3 separate regions of the Homo sapiens genome follow, and all the other regions are linked to region 1. Evidence: chromatin loops called from intact Hi-C (ENCODE). Cell type or tissue: A673. All regions are shown on one strand.

Evidence for each region. A loop is a pair of places that touch in the nucleus more often than their neighbours do. Peaks named below come from ENCODE experiments on the same cell type or tissue, not always from the same donor. Only the 100,000 strongest peaks of a DNase experiment are listed, where the experiment ranks them.
Region 2: a loop joins it to region 1, with 11 times the contacts of the local background. A loop is called at or near these places in 106 of 110 quality-filtered maps.
Region 3: it touches region 1 in a loop (7-fold over the local background); 77 of 110 quality-filtered maps call a loop at or near these places.

Annotation. Positions count from the first base shown.
Region 1 is chr2:224,283,185-224,285,684 of GRCh38, reverse strand. No RefSeq gene overlaps it. Among named protein-coding and RNA genes, the nearest start is that of FAM124B, 120 kb to the left of the region's middle. In A673, a CTCF peak has its summit at 1,211 (motif pointing right); a DNase peak (open chromatin) is centred at 1,164; H3K27ac peaks cover 677 bases.
Region 2 is chr2:223,992,401-223,994,900 of GRCh38, reverse strand. The region is part of intron 3 of SERPINE2 (serpin family E member 2); the gene reads left to right. Among named protein-coding and RNA genes, the nearest start is that of MRPL44, 36 kb to the right of the region's middle. In A673, a CTCF peak has its summit at 1,100 (motif pointing left); a DNase peak (open chromatin) is centred at 1,040; H3K27ac peaks cover 976 bases.
Region 3 is chr2:223,969,214-223,971,713 of GRCh38, reverse strand. No RefSeq gene overlaps it. Among named protein-coding and RNA genes, the nearest start is that of MRPL44, 13 kb to the right of the region's middle. In A673, a CTCF peak has its summit at 1,246 (motif pointing left); a DNase peak (open chromatin) is centred at 1,233; H3K27ac peaks cover 1,000 bases.

The DNA.
Region 1 (2,500 bases):
GCTTATTATTATTATTTTTTTATAGTCTCAGGATACCTCCAAGTAGTTCAAAGGTCTCTGGCCACTCATAACCAACAAATGTCCAAAAGTAGTGAAAGATACCTCAGATATCATTGTGGAGAGGCTGAAATATCCAGAAGGCTTTGCAAAGCTCACAGTCAATTTCAAGTAAGTAGACTGGTTTCTGTGTGAGAGGGTCTATGCCAAAATGGTCTAGGTTTACTTGAGTTTTACAGCATTAACATCCTTCCCTTAAGTAGGTCTTGTGTCTACTTACCTGGGAAGGAAGGAAGATTTTGAACAGTTTGATTCTTTTTGGATATTGTGTATGTTACATTTTTTATATCATATAGGAAAGGGACTAATATCACTGCAGATGTTTTAAAATATGATGGGAGTGGATATTAAAGGAAAAAACTGTGGGAACAACATCTTAACAACAGTGAGATGGAGGCTCGCAGGGAAAAAAAAAAGGATGAGTGTCACCACTGGGATTTTTAGGCAGCCAAGGGGCACCACAAAAGCATTTATTCCTGGAGAAGGAGGGTTAACCAAAGAGAAGGGACCCTGAAAAGAAAGCGTGCCATTTCCACAAACCAAATCATGTTGATGTTGTCCACAGGGTTTGGACTACTAAGACACGATGTGACACTGGAGCCCTTCAAGCACTGAACGAAAGTAGATTTAGATTTAGATTCCCCCTCATGCTGTTGAATAAGGAAGTTTATGTTGTTCTAATATCTAGACTAGAAATTTCCATGTTAATGGTGGAAGCTCTTTTTTCCAAAGTAGGAGAGTTCCTTGCAACTGAATTTGGCAAAATAAGATAACCTAAAATGACAGATAAGAAATGATGGTGTTTGTCTTTACCTTGAAGAATGGAAGAAAATATGCTTTGGGAGACAGGCATCCAAAGGCATTACACAGTTTTACTGTAGTGGTGCTCAGGTTAGAGCAAAGAAAGGAGGTGGTAATAGCCTCAGGATTAACCATATATAAAGCCAAATATCAATGAAGGATGAAGTGAAGCTCTGGAACTGACAGAAGACCTGCTGGCAGGAATCACAATCTTGCCTGAATGTCTCATAATAGCCATGCTTACCTTTCTTAGCTCTCAGATATTATAATAATTAAATTCTGATGATGATAAAATTTACCAGCAGGGGGTGCCATCTCCTCAAATTTCCTTTCTTGGACAATAAAGGTCATTCTTAAAGGTTTTAATGTCTTTGCAGACAAGCCAAGGCTAATTGTAAGTTCATCAAATAATTGAGGTCTCTCAGTCATGGCATTGTCTAGATTGGGTATTATCCAGATGAGATGGGAGCATAACTGTCATCTTCACCTACATTAGGCAACTGGCTTCTAAACATTCACCTTTGGCCACAAGGTGACAGGAGGAGACTGTGTGAATGGGTTAAACACCTTTTGTGAGGCTGAGGCAGGTGCATTACCTGAGGTCAGGAGTTCGAGACCAGTCTGGGCAACACAGTGAAACCCCATCTCTCCTAAAATACAAAAAAATTAGCCAGGAATGGTGGCAGGTGCCTGTAATCCCAGCTACTCGGGAGGCTGAGGCAGGGGAATTGCTTGAACTAGGGAGGTTGAGGTTGCAGTGAGCCAAGATCGCGCCACTGCACTCCAGCCTGGGCAACAGAGTGAGACTTCGTCTAAAACAACAACAACAACAATGAAACCACTTTTCATGGGAAACTGTCTCAACCTACACTGTCTGCCAATGCAAAGTCAAGGCATGTGTTGCCTTCAGGTCAACATCATTTAGATTTTTGTTTATAGATTTTAAATGCTATTGGGGAAGAAGGTCTGCAAACTTTCACTCACAAATCACGTTTTACATTTAGACTGCAGAATTAGGTTGAGGCATGTTATTACATATTTTAATATTAAGTTAACTTTTCCTCCGATAATTTTTTCAAGCTTTTCAGTTTGCTTCACGTTCCCGTTCATGTTCTTCAAGATCTCAGCTGTCCCCCGTAGGGATCTCCTGGGACACTAAGCCAGTTTGCTCCAGGCTAGTCCAGGCAGCAGTCCCTGCGTGAGCTGAGACTTGCAGGGAAGATTCCATTTGCTGTGGTCTTGAGGCTTGCGTGATGTGACTGCTCACACTAGGGGCATGGCTGCCATGACCCCATTTGCTCATGACCCTGCTGGCTGAGCAGATTCTCCTCCCCAAAGAGCTGTGGGTGGTCGGCTTCAACCCCCGCAGCAGGGGTGGAACAGGAGAGACCAGAACTCTTGGGGATTCCTGAACCCAAGCTCCCAAATTAGAGCCACTTGCCACTAGTCCTTGCCCTGCTAAGCTCTGGACCTGGAATCTAACTTGAGCTTGGTTTACCCTTCAAAGACCTCAAGGTTCAAAAGCAGTGGATTAGGGTTCAGAAGAGCCAGGCTATGCTTGCAGGAGTTAAACAAGATGCTGCCCAGGCCTCACTCATGCCAAAGCGCTTTGCTTTTCTAAATTCTACTAGGACTCTAAACG
Region 2 (2,500 bases), 290 kb after region 1:
AGCATTCTCGTCTGTAAAATGGAGAGATGTAATAGTGATACCTATTCAAATAATTCTAACAACAATTAAGGCTGGTGTGAGGATGTGAATAATACATAGAAAGCATTTAGCAAAGGACTCTGCACTTAGTAAATGTTCAACCAGTGTGAGCTATTTTTATAGCCATTTCTGAGGTACTGTCCATCTCAGACCTCACCAACTAGGTCAGGTCACCTTCTTAGCCCTCCATAGCCTTGAGTAATTCCACTTCCAGATATTTATTTAAATTGCAGCTGTATACTTTTCCAAGTTATTTTATGTCAGCCTGCACCTCTCTCTCATTCGTAGTTTTTGAGACCAGATTTCCTTCTTGGTTTCTTATTTAAGAGAGTACCAGGCACATGGTAGGCAGGTAGGTATCCAAGGATGGATGGATGGATGGACGGACGGATGATAGATGCATGTCTGTGGCAGTTACTGATGGCAGGTTTCCATGTGCCTCTTTGCCTCTAAACTATGCATTTTCTTTTTATTTCTTCATGTCCCCTTATTATATCTTAGTCCTCCCAGGGGCAGTTGGAGGCATTATTTGTCTCTGTAAAAAGGGGCTAAGGACATTTCTACAGACAGTTATTGAGCACTGCCTGTATGCTCCATGTAGTGCTAGGAGTAAGCAAAAAGTGAATGGCAGAGTCTCATGCAGGTCTCAGTGTAGCTGAGGGAGACAGACACATTAAAATTGGCTAGAATAAAATACTGCAGGTGTCATGGTGGGGCCAGGCATTGGGCTTTACAGAAATCGGGAGCAGAGACATCTCTTAGGAGGTGGCGAGGATGATCAGAGAAGATTTAGAAGTCCAGGGGACCATTGAGCTATGTCTTAAAGGCAAGTAGGAATTGAACTGGGTAATGTTCCCAGCAGAGGCAAGAAACAACATTCACTATTAGGAAGTCAATTATGAGCTTGCTAGTGGGATGGCATAAAGTTCTAACTTCGCTCCCACAGGACAGTCTGTTTGCAGCCAGCTTTGTGTTGAGTTGAATGATGTCTGTTTATGGCTTAGATATTTTCCTTCTTTGTCCTGACTTAAGGTGGCGTTAGTGCCCCCTTGTGGAAGTAGTGAGTGGTGATGGAACTGTCTTAGCAGCACGCTGTGGGAAACTTCAGTGTTTATTTATCATGATTTATGTAAACACTTGTTTACTGTACATCAGAATCCTCTTGAGTTTCATTTAAAAGGACTTAATACTCTCACCCCTGAATTAGATATTCTTGCTTCTTCAAAAGCTGTTGGTTTTACTCTCACCATTTAAAGTAGTATAACTTGTATTTATATTATGTATTTATACACATACACACATACACACACACACACACACACACACACACATATATTTGAGCTAATAATGCAGTGAACTAAGTTTTAATAGCTTTGGGCATTACTGATCCCTATTTAAAAACACACATACATACAGACACACACACAACTGAACCTTCAAAGACCTCAGAATAATTGTGAAGCTAACTGTATAATAACTGTATAATAAAAGGAAGCTAACTGGAAGACCAAACCTTCAGCCACAGGTAGCATTTTGGAAGGCTCTTTCAGCCACGGGTAGCATTTTGGAAGCATCCTGAAATGAGAAGAATTGTGTTCACTCCTTCACTCCTGATACAAGTAAGACGGACCATTCCCAACGTCTTGTAAAGAGCATTTTCCTTCAAAATTAGGAGTTCTAGGACAGACCTTAATTTTTTCTGTCTTTTTAAAGATTTATTTTATCTTATTTTTTTTAGAGACAGGGTCTCATTCTGTCACCCAGGCTGGAGTGCAGTGGTGCAGTCATAGCTCAACACAGCCTCGAACTCCTGGGCTCGGGCGACCCTCCCACCTCAGCCTCCCAAGTAGCTGGGATTACAGGTGCATGCCACCATACCCAGCTGGCTAATATGTTTTTAATTTTTATTTTTTCTAGAGATGGGGTCTAGCTATGTTTCCCAGGCTGGTCTCAAACTTCTAGCCTCAAGTGATCCTTCCTCCTCGGCCTCCCAAAGTGCTGGGATTACAGACATAAGCCACTGTGCCTGGGCTTTATTTTATTTTTCATTGACCCATAATAATTGTACATATATGGGGTACAGTGGTAATGCTTTGATACATGTATACAATGTGTAATGATCAAATTAGAGTAATTAACATTTCAGTTACCTCAAACGTTTCTCATTTCTTTATGGTGGGAACATTCAAAATCCTCTCTTCTGTTGTCTCTAATATTAGCACCTTGCTTGATGCCTGACCCATAAACAAAGACACTGATTTTTTGTTTCCTTTCTTCTTTAAGCAGTTAGGAGGCCTTGTGATACCCAGAGATTCCAAAATAATGTTTGATGTTTCTAAAATCTTAAGAGAAATGAAGCATTCACCCTTAATAACATACAGGCTGAAGTGTTTATTTTTGACTGGGATTGAATTAAACCAAGTGGAGCAAAACAAAACAAAATTGTTTATCTTGTACTGAC
Region 3 (2,500 bases), 310 kb after region 1:
AAAAAGAGGATCAGAATAGAACAAACTGAGTTCATTTGAAATTTGAAAAATAAAATAGGGACAGGGTCTTGCTATGCATCACAGCTGGTCTCACTCCTGAGCTCAAGCAATCCTCTTACCTTGGCCTCCCAAAGTGCTGAGATTACAAGCATAAGTCTCCATGCCAGGCCTTCATTTGCAATTTTAATACACAACAGCTCAGGTGAAAAGATACTCCTTGAACTCCTCTGAATAATCAAATAATGTCGTTCTTCCTCAATTGAAGAAGGAATAAGTTAATGTTTTCAACTTTCCCAATTGTTTTTCTCCCAGAAAGTTTTCTTAAACCATTAGTCTTCTGTATTAGTAAACACTAATAGGCAGGCAGATAAATGAACAACAAATAGTCATGGAAAGCACAAAGACCACCAATGCCAAAACAGCTTTCTTTTTTCAGGAGCATGTGTGATTGTGATTTTTGATTGTATAAGTTCCAGGAAAAATTGTTATTAGTTTGCATGATGGGATTAGATCTAGCAATCATTCTTGGTATTATACAGAGAGAACCATGGCTTTCAAGTAAGTGCTCTGATACTCAACCAAAGTTAAGAGACTCTAGGTCCCAGAGGACAATAGTTGAGGGACTTTGCAAACTAAGGCTGGGGGAAATGGAACAGGGATGAACTGAGGGGAAGAAAAACAAAGTGGGCTTAGGATGAAGAACGTGGGCAGCATGCTGGCAGCTGAGCATCCTCAGTGCATACCCCTCTGCTGAGGGCTGCTGTGAGCTGGCCACCCTGATGGGAAGACTGTCTACGTCTGGCTTCAGGAACTGTCCCGATGGACACAGGATTCCCTTGCCTCCGCAGTGCATCTTCTCCTATCAACAAAAGGAAGTAGGAAGAAAGAAACACCAAGAAGAGGCCTGCAAAAAGGTCTTCTAAAAGTTTTATCTATGGCAGCCCTGCACTCTTCCTTCTTTCCGGTGAATAGAAAAGAGCTCAAAAATCCATACCTTCACATCTCAGGTGAATTGTTCATACATCAAATTCTTGTAACATCCAAAGGCGAGGGAAGAACAAGGTGAGCTGGCTCCTGAAGAAGTATTCATGGAATATTAGAGCCGAAAGGGGCCTTGAAAAGTCATATTTCATGGTAATCCTGTGCCATATAGACATAATCTTTCCTGTATCGGTAGAAAATAGGTTCCCCATAATGGCCAATTCACATACTAAATTGTGCAATAGGATTACAGCACCATCTTGTGGCCAAAATCAGTACAGCTCTGAACACAAAAAGCTCCAATTTGTTCCATTCTTACTTGGAGTTTAGTGTTAGTTTCCAGTTTACTTTCTTGTGACCACATACAACACTTTGAGAAAAATATTCCTCATTATACATATGCATATAATAAAGAGTATGAATTTAAAAGAATAGGGGTTATGTAATTAAGTCTGTAGACATTAATGTTACATTTTTGGCTAGAGGATTTTTTTGGTACAATTATACTTTGGGCACAGGGAACTGGAGAGTGGGAAAAGGTGGAAAAAGTCAGAATTTCAAAGTAAATGACTAATGTCTTCCTCTGGTGTGAACCTAAATTCAAATGTCAGTGCTTCCAGTCTTATGACTGTCTTCTCAACATGGACGAGGCATTAGTCAAAGAGCTAGTCCTTCACATGGTCACTGAATGCTCTTGGTCACATGCACCATTTGATGACATTCTTGTACCCACATGTTCCTTCTACCCACATATCATACTTATGCAGTTAGGCTCATAGGACAAATAGCTACTCAGAGACTGGTTCCAAATTTCAAGCTATATTTGATATGCAATTGAAAATGTATGTCAATTTTTCTAAATTTTCTACATTTCTACCCTATTTTAGAGGGTGCTTTTAAAAAGTACAACAATTTAAGTTCAAAGAAGGCTTTACTTAGAAATATGTTGAAATTACATTCTACATAAGGCATATGGATCTCTACTTGCAAAGTAGTTTTATGAACTAGAGCCAGACTTGTCCCACATGTAAATTTGGAAGCATTCAAAGTTTAAAAGTTTGAAAACCTAAAAGGATAGTTCCCCTCTAAGCTTGCAGGGTAAGGTCCTGCAAACTCCCCTGAGCAGGAGAAATTTGGGAACGCACAATCAGCACTATTTAGCGGGGGGGGGGGGGGGGCGGGGAGGGGGAAGAAAAGGATTACTGGGTTTGCAAATGAATTCCCTAGACTTTCTTAATGTTTACCTTAAAAAAAATTAGAATCATACCACAGCTAGATTCTGCCATCTCACAGATGCTGGATAAGTGGTCAGAAGACATGTCTTTTGCTTTCCAGAAAAGTTTGTCATATAATCTCTTTTCTCCTACAGTGCCAATGAGATGCTTATCAAATCATGTTTACTTGTGAGTAACACATATAAATGGCATTTTACCACTGGTTTTGGTCCTCTATCCTTGTGTTCCATTACTAGGAGTTGAAGTTAACTCTGAAAAAAAGGTAAAATATAGTTGACCCTTGA